Linked DNA regions of Homo sapiens: region 1 is linked to region 2. A link is a contact called in ENCODE Hi-C or POLR2A ChIA-PET data. All regions are on one chromosome and are shown on one strand. Each heading gives the region's core, a stretch centred on a gene start or an enhancer-like site at or near the end of the contact. The rest is flanking DNA. Distances are from core to core; before and after follow the strand shown. Region 1 has its middle 180 kb from the start of ACKR3. Region 2 has its middle 120 kb from the start of ACKR3.

Region 1 (3,893 bases), core at 441-2,940, 61 kb before region 2:
TTGTGGGGACTCAGGGTCTCTCTCCACCCAGTGTGAGGACTCTGGGTCTCTCTCCACCCAGTGTAGGGGCTCAGGGCCTCTCTCCACCCAGCATGGGGACTCAGGGCCTCTCTCCGCCCAGTGTGGGGACTCAGGGTCTCTCTCTGCCCAATGTGGGGACTCAGCCTCTCTTTGCTCAGCGTGGGGACTCAGGGTCTCTCTCCGCCCAGTGTGGGGACTCAGGGCCTCTCTCCGCCCAGTGTGGGAACTCAGGGTCTCTCTCCACCCAGTGTGAGGACTCAGGGTCTCTCTCTGCCCAGTGGGGGGACTCGGCCTCTCTCTGCTCAGTGTGGAGACTCAGGGTCTCTCTCCGCCCAGTGCGGGGACTCAGGGTCTCTCTCCACCCATTGTGAGGACTCGGCCTCTCTCTGCTCAGTGTGGGGACTCAGGGTCTCTCTCCACCCAGTATGAGGTCTCAGGGTCTCTCTCTGCTCAGTGTGGAGACTCAGGGTCTCTCTCCGCCCAGTGTGAGGTCTCAGGGTCCTTGCATGAGCTCTTTCCTCTCCTGGGAATTCCTTTTGCTTCCGGGCTGACACCAGTGATCCTGGAGGTCTCCATGTGAATGTCCCTTCCTCAGGAATCCTTTCCTGGCCATTATTCCTCAGCAAGCACACTTTCCTCTCCTCAAAACTCTTCCCACAATTGTAACCAAACACCGACTTGTGTGAAGCAGGTGATTTGTCTTCCTGCTGCACTGTGAGTGCCACGGGGGCCTGGAGCACGTCTCCCTGTGTGTCACCAAACCACCAGTGCCTGACTCAGAAAAAGCAGCTCAGAAATATCAGGGGAATTGAATAATTCATCCAAATATCAAATTTCAAAAGCATGGTGCAGAAAAATATCAGTGGCTTTCATCAACCACACACTAAAACATTAGATGGGTCTAGATGCAGGCATAGTTACAAATGTGGCGTCCCCACGGAGGCATGGCCCCGTCACCCTGGGCACCAGCCAGGCCACACCCTGAGTATTCTAGTTGTACCATTCTTCTTTAAAAAGATACTGGTTGAAATACATGTGGACTGGGACATGCTCTCCCTTCTGGAGGGTAAGGTAGCCCACATCTTACTTAATGCAAAGCGCTGCTATTTCCACTAAAGTTTTCAGGAGCCTAGTTCTAGTTACCTTCATACAATGCCTGGCCCACTGTAGGTGTTCCCTGAAAGTCCAGGCAGCAGGCCAGCTGCAGCGTGAGCAGCTGCAGGGAGGGAGCCTCAGGGCTGTCCCTGAAGGAGCCAGCCCAGCCTGGCCACCTCCAAAGCCCGCATGCTTCAGGGGAACATGAGGCGCTCAGCCCTCCTCTGGCTCAATTCAGGCAAAACAGGAGAAAACGCATATAACGTTAGCCTGGGGGACCTGTCAAAATGCTTTCCAGCCTTAAGCTTCTGCGATTTTAAAATTGTCTTGGGCTAAATGGTCAGGACTCAAAGGAGGGATTGGGAGGGTTGGGGGATGCTTACAGTCGGGACCCAGCCCGTCCTGGAATTGGACATAAAACAGCCAATTGAAGGAAAAGAATTGGGAGGCCCTGCTGGGATTCAGTCATAAGAGGAAATGAAACCAAGGGAAATTATTTAATACCGGTATTTCCTAATCATAACTTTTTGCTTCTTTGAACCGCCCTATGGGCCAATCTCATTGCAATCTTGCATTGAAGGAGGAAGAGGGTGGAGGAGAGGCGGTTGCTGCGGCATTTGGCTCTGCCTCAGGGTGACACTTCCGAAGGAGGTCCCCACCAAGCCCTGTGTCCAGAGCTGGGAGCGTTCTGAAAGGTAAACCCAAGGTCAGAGAATGACTCCCCAGTGCAGAAGAGAAGACGGATGACTCCTGCAGTACCTGAGACACCACCTCCTGAGCCAGCCACTTCCTGCTGGGGGCCTGAAAAAGACAGAACCAAGACATGAGGGATCTGGTGGTGTTTCCTGGATGTCTGGGGCTTGGGGATTCTGTGTGCATGGTAGAGAGGGGGTCCCAACTCCCAAACTCCAGCAGCAGTGAGCAGAGCTGCACAGGTTGTCCGAGCAGAAACAGGAGAAAGGAGGTCTGTCCCCATGTGGGGGCCTGCACGTCTCACACCTTCAGTGTGTGGGCTGAGGATGAGGCCTCAGGCTGCAATGAGCATGCTGTCCCCAGACACTAATGTCGGCTTTCCCTTTGCCCAGACCTGGACAGTCACTCAGGTGTGGGGTCAGCGCTGAAGCACCGGCTGTTTCCTAGAAACACAAGCACACCCTCAGGCCTCCCTCCCTCTACAGGAGAATGTAACCAAATATTCCATTTCTCCAGTGGATCTGTGTGCCAAGGGAAACTTAACTGCCACTTGGAGCATAACTGAAGGGGTGACAAATTATTTAGGGGATATTTGGGTTGCAAGGAATATCCTTTTAAAAACAACAAAGTGCCATCTTTTGCTTTTATCATGATGGCACATGGTGGGGGGGAACTACATTTTTATTTGCTTGTTGTTGGGTACAGAGTTGCTTTCACGTTTCTCCTTCTCACACAGGTCCAAGTGCCCAGCCTCCCTCTGTCACCTCCCCATCCCCCTGTCAGAGCACTCAGGCCTGTCCCCAGGGAGTTCTACGGGCTCCCTGCAGGCCCTCTGAGGGGCCTCCCATCCCACGGGACCTGCCTCCATCAGCCTCATACAACTTGCTTTGCCTCTGGCCACTCTGATCCGCGCCCCCACGTTTGCAGCGCTTAATTATGTGTGGACTCCTGTGCTTGCTAGTTCAAAAAAGACCCTGAAAATAATCCAGTTTAACCTCTTCATTTTAGAGATAAAGACACTAAATTAAGTAGGTAAGGAATTTAAGTTCCACTCAGGGTCAACCCAGACATTTAATGGAAGAATAAAAATCAACCCCCTCATCTTCCCATCACTCTCTGCCACACCACGATGGCATCTGACTGTTTCATGTTTATGTCAGATGCACCATTGATTTGATAAGGGGCTTTGACAATACTTTTTAAAATAGAAATAATAAGGAAACACTTCCACATAAATGGAATTGCATCCTGGATTTCAGAGAAATGCTTAGGTGAGGGGAAGAGGGGTCTTGCGATCCAGGAAATGTCCTTCTACAGCCCTGTCCACTACCCAAAGCCTCGCCTGCCCCACAGCCCCGGTGCTGAGATGGGGTTCTGAGATGGGGGGACCGTGTGTGGTGGTCCTGCCAGGTAGATGGAGCGATTCGCTAGTGTGGCTCTCGGGTCATGACCCTCCCTGTTGTGGGTCCCAGGGGGTGGGTTATTGGAATTGCAAGCTCCCCGATGTCTGGCTTTGCCGGCACCCACCTGCAGCCTTGCCATGGCACTGTCCCCTCAAGCTTCTGCTTAGAGGCTGTCACCCGGAAGAATTGCTGAGGCCAGCCCTGCCTCTCACCTAGGGTATTGACGGTCATTGTGAAGAGCATAATGCTTTCCACTAATCCATCGAGATGAGGCAACATAACAGCACTATTCCTATCCATAGAAATAAATAGAAAGGAGCTGATATCCTCATCTCTTGATGTGATGGGGCTACATGCTTTGATCATCGAAGTGCTTCTGTATACTTGATCTCAAGAGGGGAGAGCAGTGCAGAGGGAAATAGTCAACTTTTTTGTTTTTGTAAGTAGCACAGTAGACTTTTTTAATGATTAAATGATTTTTTTCCAGATTTGATAAAACTGAAAGGAACTTTTGTTTTCTGTTTCTGTTGGGCTGATTTAAAGAAGAGATGAAATTAAAAAGATAAATAACAACAACAAACAACAAACAAAACAGTAACTGGGAAAGCTTCTAGAAAGCCAAGGGTATCTTTTCATCTTCCATCCTAGCTGAATCTCCTACTCTGTCTTCTGCACTGATTT
Region 2 (4,465 bases), core at 876-3,375:
GAAGATTGATTGAGCCCAGGAGTTCAAGACCGGCTTGGGCAACATAGTAAGACCCTGGCTCTACAAAAAGTTTAAAAATTAGCCTGGCATGGTGGTGCCTGCCTGTGGTCCCAGCTATTCAGGAGGCTGAGGAGAGAGGATCACTTGAGCCTGGGTGGTTGAGGCTGCAGTAAGCCATGATGGTGCCACTGCACACCAACCTGTAGAACAGAGCAAGAGCAACACCTTGTCTTGTCTAAAAAAAAAAGAAGAAGAAGAAGAAGAGGGAGAGAGGGATGGAGGGAGGGAGGGAGGAGAGGCCCAGTCCTTGCCCTCAGGGAATCTGCAAGTGGCAACAGGAGTGGACAGGTACATAGCTAGTTGCATTGCACCTGACACGAGTGAGCTCTAAAGGGCTACACAATTGCTTTCTGAGTGTGAAGAATACTTTTACCCAGGTAGAATATCCCATAACTCCCCGGCTCATGGAAATGCACCATGGCATGGGACCTGAGTGGACCGCCTCTTGCCAGTTGCGCTTGCCCCCCAGCAGCGTCTGGGCTGCTTGATTTCCCCTGTGTGCATTTCTGTCAGGAGAACACAGGTCATATTTTGGAGTATGCAATCATTTGGATTCACGCCAATTCAAAATGCTCCACCTCAAATCCCCGTTCTGGGGCCCTCTCCACTTGAGAACAAGACATTCTTTTATCCTGGACTCACGACCAGGAGTCCCCCAGCGGAGCATCCTCATCACAGCAATTCCGTGGGCAGGGACAGGGTCCTTTCTGCAGGCACAGCGTCCACCACTGCCCTGTCTCCTGAGTCCCTGCGGGGCCCAGTGAAGAAGGAGTGTGTGCGATGTCTGCAGAGCCACGACAGACCCCGCCTGCGGCGGCAGGAGAAACCCTTTATTGGTAAAAGCAATACAACCCTTATCAAGTTTCGGCTGCTTCCTCCCATGGGAGGGAGGGCAGGGAGAAGCACCAGCTCCTGAGAAATTGGGTGCCTCCTCCACATCCTTCCCACCCCTCCCCACCCCCAACCACCATTTCAGGGCCCTCCCAGCACACACATCGCCCTGGAAACCAGAATAATTCCCCTAACAGCACACTATTCCCACGGCATTCAGGAACTCTCGGTGGAGATGTGTCGGGGACAATTGTGATTGTTTTTACAGATGAGGAAACTAGAAGAGAAAGAGCAAGTGTGTTTGCTGCAGTAAAGAGTCTCCATAATAAGCTGAGTTGCCACCGTGCCTCCTTTTAAACGAGCCTGGAAAAGTAAGAAATCAAATTCTCAGGACAGAGAAGTCAGGGGCTTATGGATCATTTCACCAAAGGAGTCAGCAGTGGCTCCATCTCAGTGGAGCTCTACCCTGATGCTCCTGAAAGGACCAAGCTCAGCCTCCAAGGGAGGGTGGGAGGGGACACACTCCCAGCCCCTGGCCCTCCCATCCTGCAGAACAGGCCAGATAGGGAAGCGGGAGGACGCAGCACACAGCTCCCGAAATTCAGGTCCCACACAAGCCAGCAGGCCGAGGCCAGGGACAGAGGCAGGGCCCGGGAGTCCCAGATCAACACACAACAGCCCTGATTCCAGAAGACTGGCAATGAGAGAGAAACAAAATGCCACCAGATACGTTTGCATTTATTCTAAGTGCAATTTGCAGACTTAGCTTTACCACCATAAAACCCCAAAAACAGGGTGGCATATTCTGGGCAAGCTCTGTAATTTTTTCTCCTGCAACCTCCCTGGTGACCCACAGGAAGCCATCCTTGCCCAGCAGGGTGTGGCCTGTCTCCTCTGTACCCACCCCCGTCCCCAGGGAGGCCCCCTCCCTGCTATCGTCACCAGTTACACTGAGACCCCCAGACCATTGACTCTGTGAATCCTATTCCAGAATCTTCCATCTGAGTTCTCCCTGCTTTCTGCCTTCATCCCAGACACCCACACCTGAAATCTGTCTTTGCCACACACTTCTGGGCAGAGCCTGCAGTGAGCTGGCACCGCACTGGCCTGCCCTGGCTCTGACCCAGCCCCCGCACTGTCCCGCCCTCTGCCCTGACTTCCAGCTCTGCCTGCCACCCTGTGACTGCCAGTTCCTGGTGAGAACGCCCCAGCCGCCTGGGACCCCATCCAAGCACTGACAAGCCCCACATACCCAGAAAAGGCTGATGGGATGGCTGACTTTCCCCTTCTCCACTTCCTGTCTGGAAATGGCTTCCCATTTAAGCCTGGAGGGAATGGAGGAGCTTCCATGCAGGCTGAGGAAGGCAGGTGGGCTGGGGGCTGCTGTGGGGCTGGGGTCTCAGGACGGTCATCAGATAGGCCCCAGGCTCACATCTCAGGACTCCTGTCCACCCAGGATGCACAAGTCCCACCTCCTCTTAATCCCCACTGGCATTTGGGACCGGGTCCTGCTTTCGCAAGCAGCTTGGCTTTGCCATCAGTTATTTAAAAGTGGACATTCCAGGTCAAACTTAAAGAGCCAAAAATGCTGTCCTCACATGCACACACAGATACACACATGCACACACATGGACACATGCTCACACATACACACACACACACACATACACAGATGAGGTGTGACAGTGGAGTGCTACATCCACCGAGTCAGGTGTGTTTCAGCCCCTTCCCAATCACCACTATCCTGTCATTCTGGGGGCACAGTGATAAGAAGCGTGTTGTGGTGAGAAGGACAGAGGCAAAGCGGGGTAGATGTGCCCTGGCCACACCTCCAGGGACAGAGGGTGCTGTGTCTTTATCAACAGATCACGACCAGCTCTGCTGGGAGCCAGTTTCTGTGCAGGCTGGGGTCCACTTATGAGCAGGAGGGGTCTGCCCTGTCCTCGTGGCCCCTCCAGGCTCACTGGAGAGGCAGTGACCAAACCCACTACCTGCTATGAAAAAAAGATGGGAGCCAAGTGGTGGAAAACCCAGGGGCATGGAAGCCCCATCTGGAGGGACTGCTCAGCCTCCACTAAGGAATGAAGCGGAGAAGAGGGCTCCTGCTCATTGGAGGGAGAGCTGAGGCAGACAGACCACCAGTCTCGTGAGCACAGATCCCAGGGCAGGAAACAGCTGGATGTGGTCAATAATAAAGAGAAAGTCAGCAGGTTCAAAACAGAAAGAGTGAGAAGAGGGGCCTGTGGGATGTTCAGATAAGGGGGCAGGGGCCCAAAGTTACAGGATTTAGCAAGGAGTTGGGATTTTATTCTTAATGCAATGCTGATATTTTGGAGGGCTTTGGGGAGTGGGGGTAGATAATGGGTTTTGTTGCAAAACGTCACCTGGCTGTCATGAGGGGACAGGATATAGTAGAACGGGGATCCCGGGCACATGGAGAAAGATGGAAAGGCATAAGGTCCATCTGGGCGTGGATGCAGTGTGTGAGGAACAGAGGGGACCATGGTTTGTTCTAAGGCCTCTGGCTGGAGCCACTGAGTGGATGGTAGGCTGAGGAAGACTGCAGGGCAACGTGGGCAGGGAGGCCAAAGCAAATGCCCCACTGCCCTGGGACTCGCCCAGAACATAGGAAGAGGAGGATAACACCAAGGCCATTTGCACACAGGAAATTCCAGCACCAGGGGCTCAGTCCGTGATAACTCAGCATGAGCAAGGGAGGCGGGGGTGCGGTTGGTAGGAGGCTGGCCACCCTCGTCCCCATGGATGTCTGGGTGGAGACTCCAGCGGGAGGCTAGGGCTGGCAGAGGATCTCTCATTCAGAGGGCAGGAGGCCAGGGCTGGCCAGATGCATCTCCTTGGCAGAGACTGCTGCAGGTGAGGACACCCACGGACTTTCTCCTGTCCTGAGGGCTCAAGGTTGGGATCATAATTGACTTAGATTTTGGAGGAGACAGCTCATATCAAGCATTTCAAATACTAAAAGCAAGTATGCAATTTGTTTCCAGAGAATCTTTTACTAGGGGCAGGAACATAGGGCGCAAAGGTATAACTTCCAGAATACCAGAAAAGAGGATCTACCATGTCAAAAATTAACCACTAATAAAAACACACATGCAAGCACAAAACCAGCATTTAATATCTTACCAGAAAGGTTAGACAAAGAGGATTCATTCAAGGAAGAGAAGGGCACTTGGTTCAAAAACTCTTTTCTGGAACTAGGTTTCCTGCAGCCAAGGTAGGCAGGCTTCTGGTGTCTTCATCTTACAAGGCACAGAGAGGCAGCTGAAGGAGGGGAGACACCCTGGACTGTCCACCACTCTGACACTCTGACATTCCAGCGGGAATGTACCAGAACAGTTCATCAGCCAGCATTTGCTACAACAGGGTAGTGCCAGGGCAGTGACTGGGCTACACCAGCCATTTGACTATTGCCATGGGACCAGCCTCATTCAAAGGGTGATAGTGGGGTCCTTCCAGTCACACATGCTTGCTGCTACATGAGGGTCAGATACAGAAGGTCTTTTAATCCTGGTAGAGGAGAAAGGCTTAAAATACAAAAGTCAAGTTGAGGCAA

The links. A loop is a pair of places that touch in the nucleus more often than their neighbours do. ChIA-PET counts read pairs that join two places held with the same protein, here RNA polymerase II (POLR2A). Pooled maps may share reads with other maps.
Region 1: a map of Right ventricle myocardium inferior shows a loop between it and region 2 (2.8-fold over the local background). The contact joins two enhancer-like sites. A Hi-C loop is called at or near these places in 3 of 168 maps with a recorded cell type or tissue (Caco-2, Right ventricle myocardium inferior and posterior vena cava) and 6 of 50 pooled maps. POLR2A ChIA-PET finds 5 or more read pairs at or near these places in 6 of 52 experiments (BJ, MCF 10A, PC-9 and 3 more).

The regions. Positions count from the first base shown.
Region 1 is chr2:236,746,393-236,750,285 of GRCh38, reverse strand. No RefSeq gene overlaps it. Among named protein-coding and RNA genes, the nearest start is that of ACKR3, 180 kb to the right of the region's middle. Within about 2 kb of position 1,690, at least 11 of the 41 ENCODE cell types and tissues checked have a DNase peak (open chromatin) inside an H3K27ac peak, as active enhancers do.
Region 2 is chr2:236,685,356-236,689,820 of GRCh38, reverse strand. No RefSeq gene overlaps it. Among named protein-coding and RNA genes, the nearest start is that of ACKR3, 120 kb to the right of the region's middle. Within about 2 kb of position 2,125, at least 4 of the 41 ENCODE cell types and tissues checked have a DNase peak (open chromatin) inside an H3K27ac peak, as active enhancers do.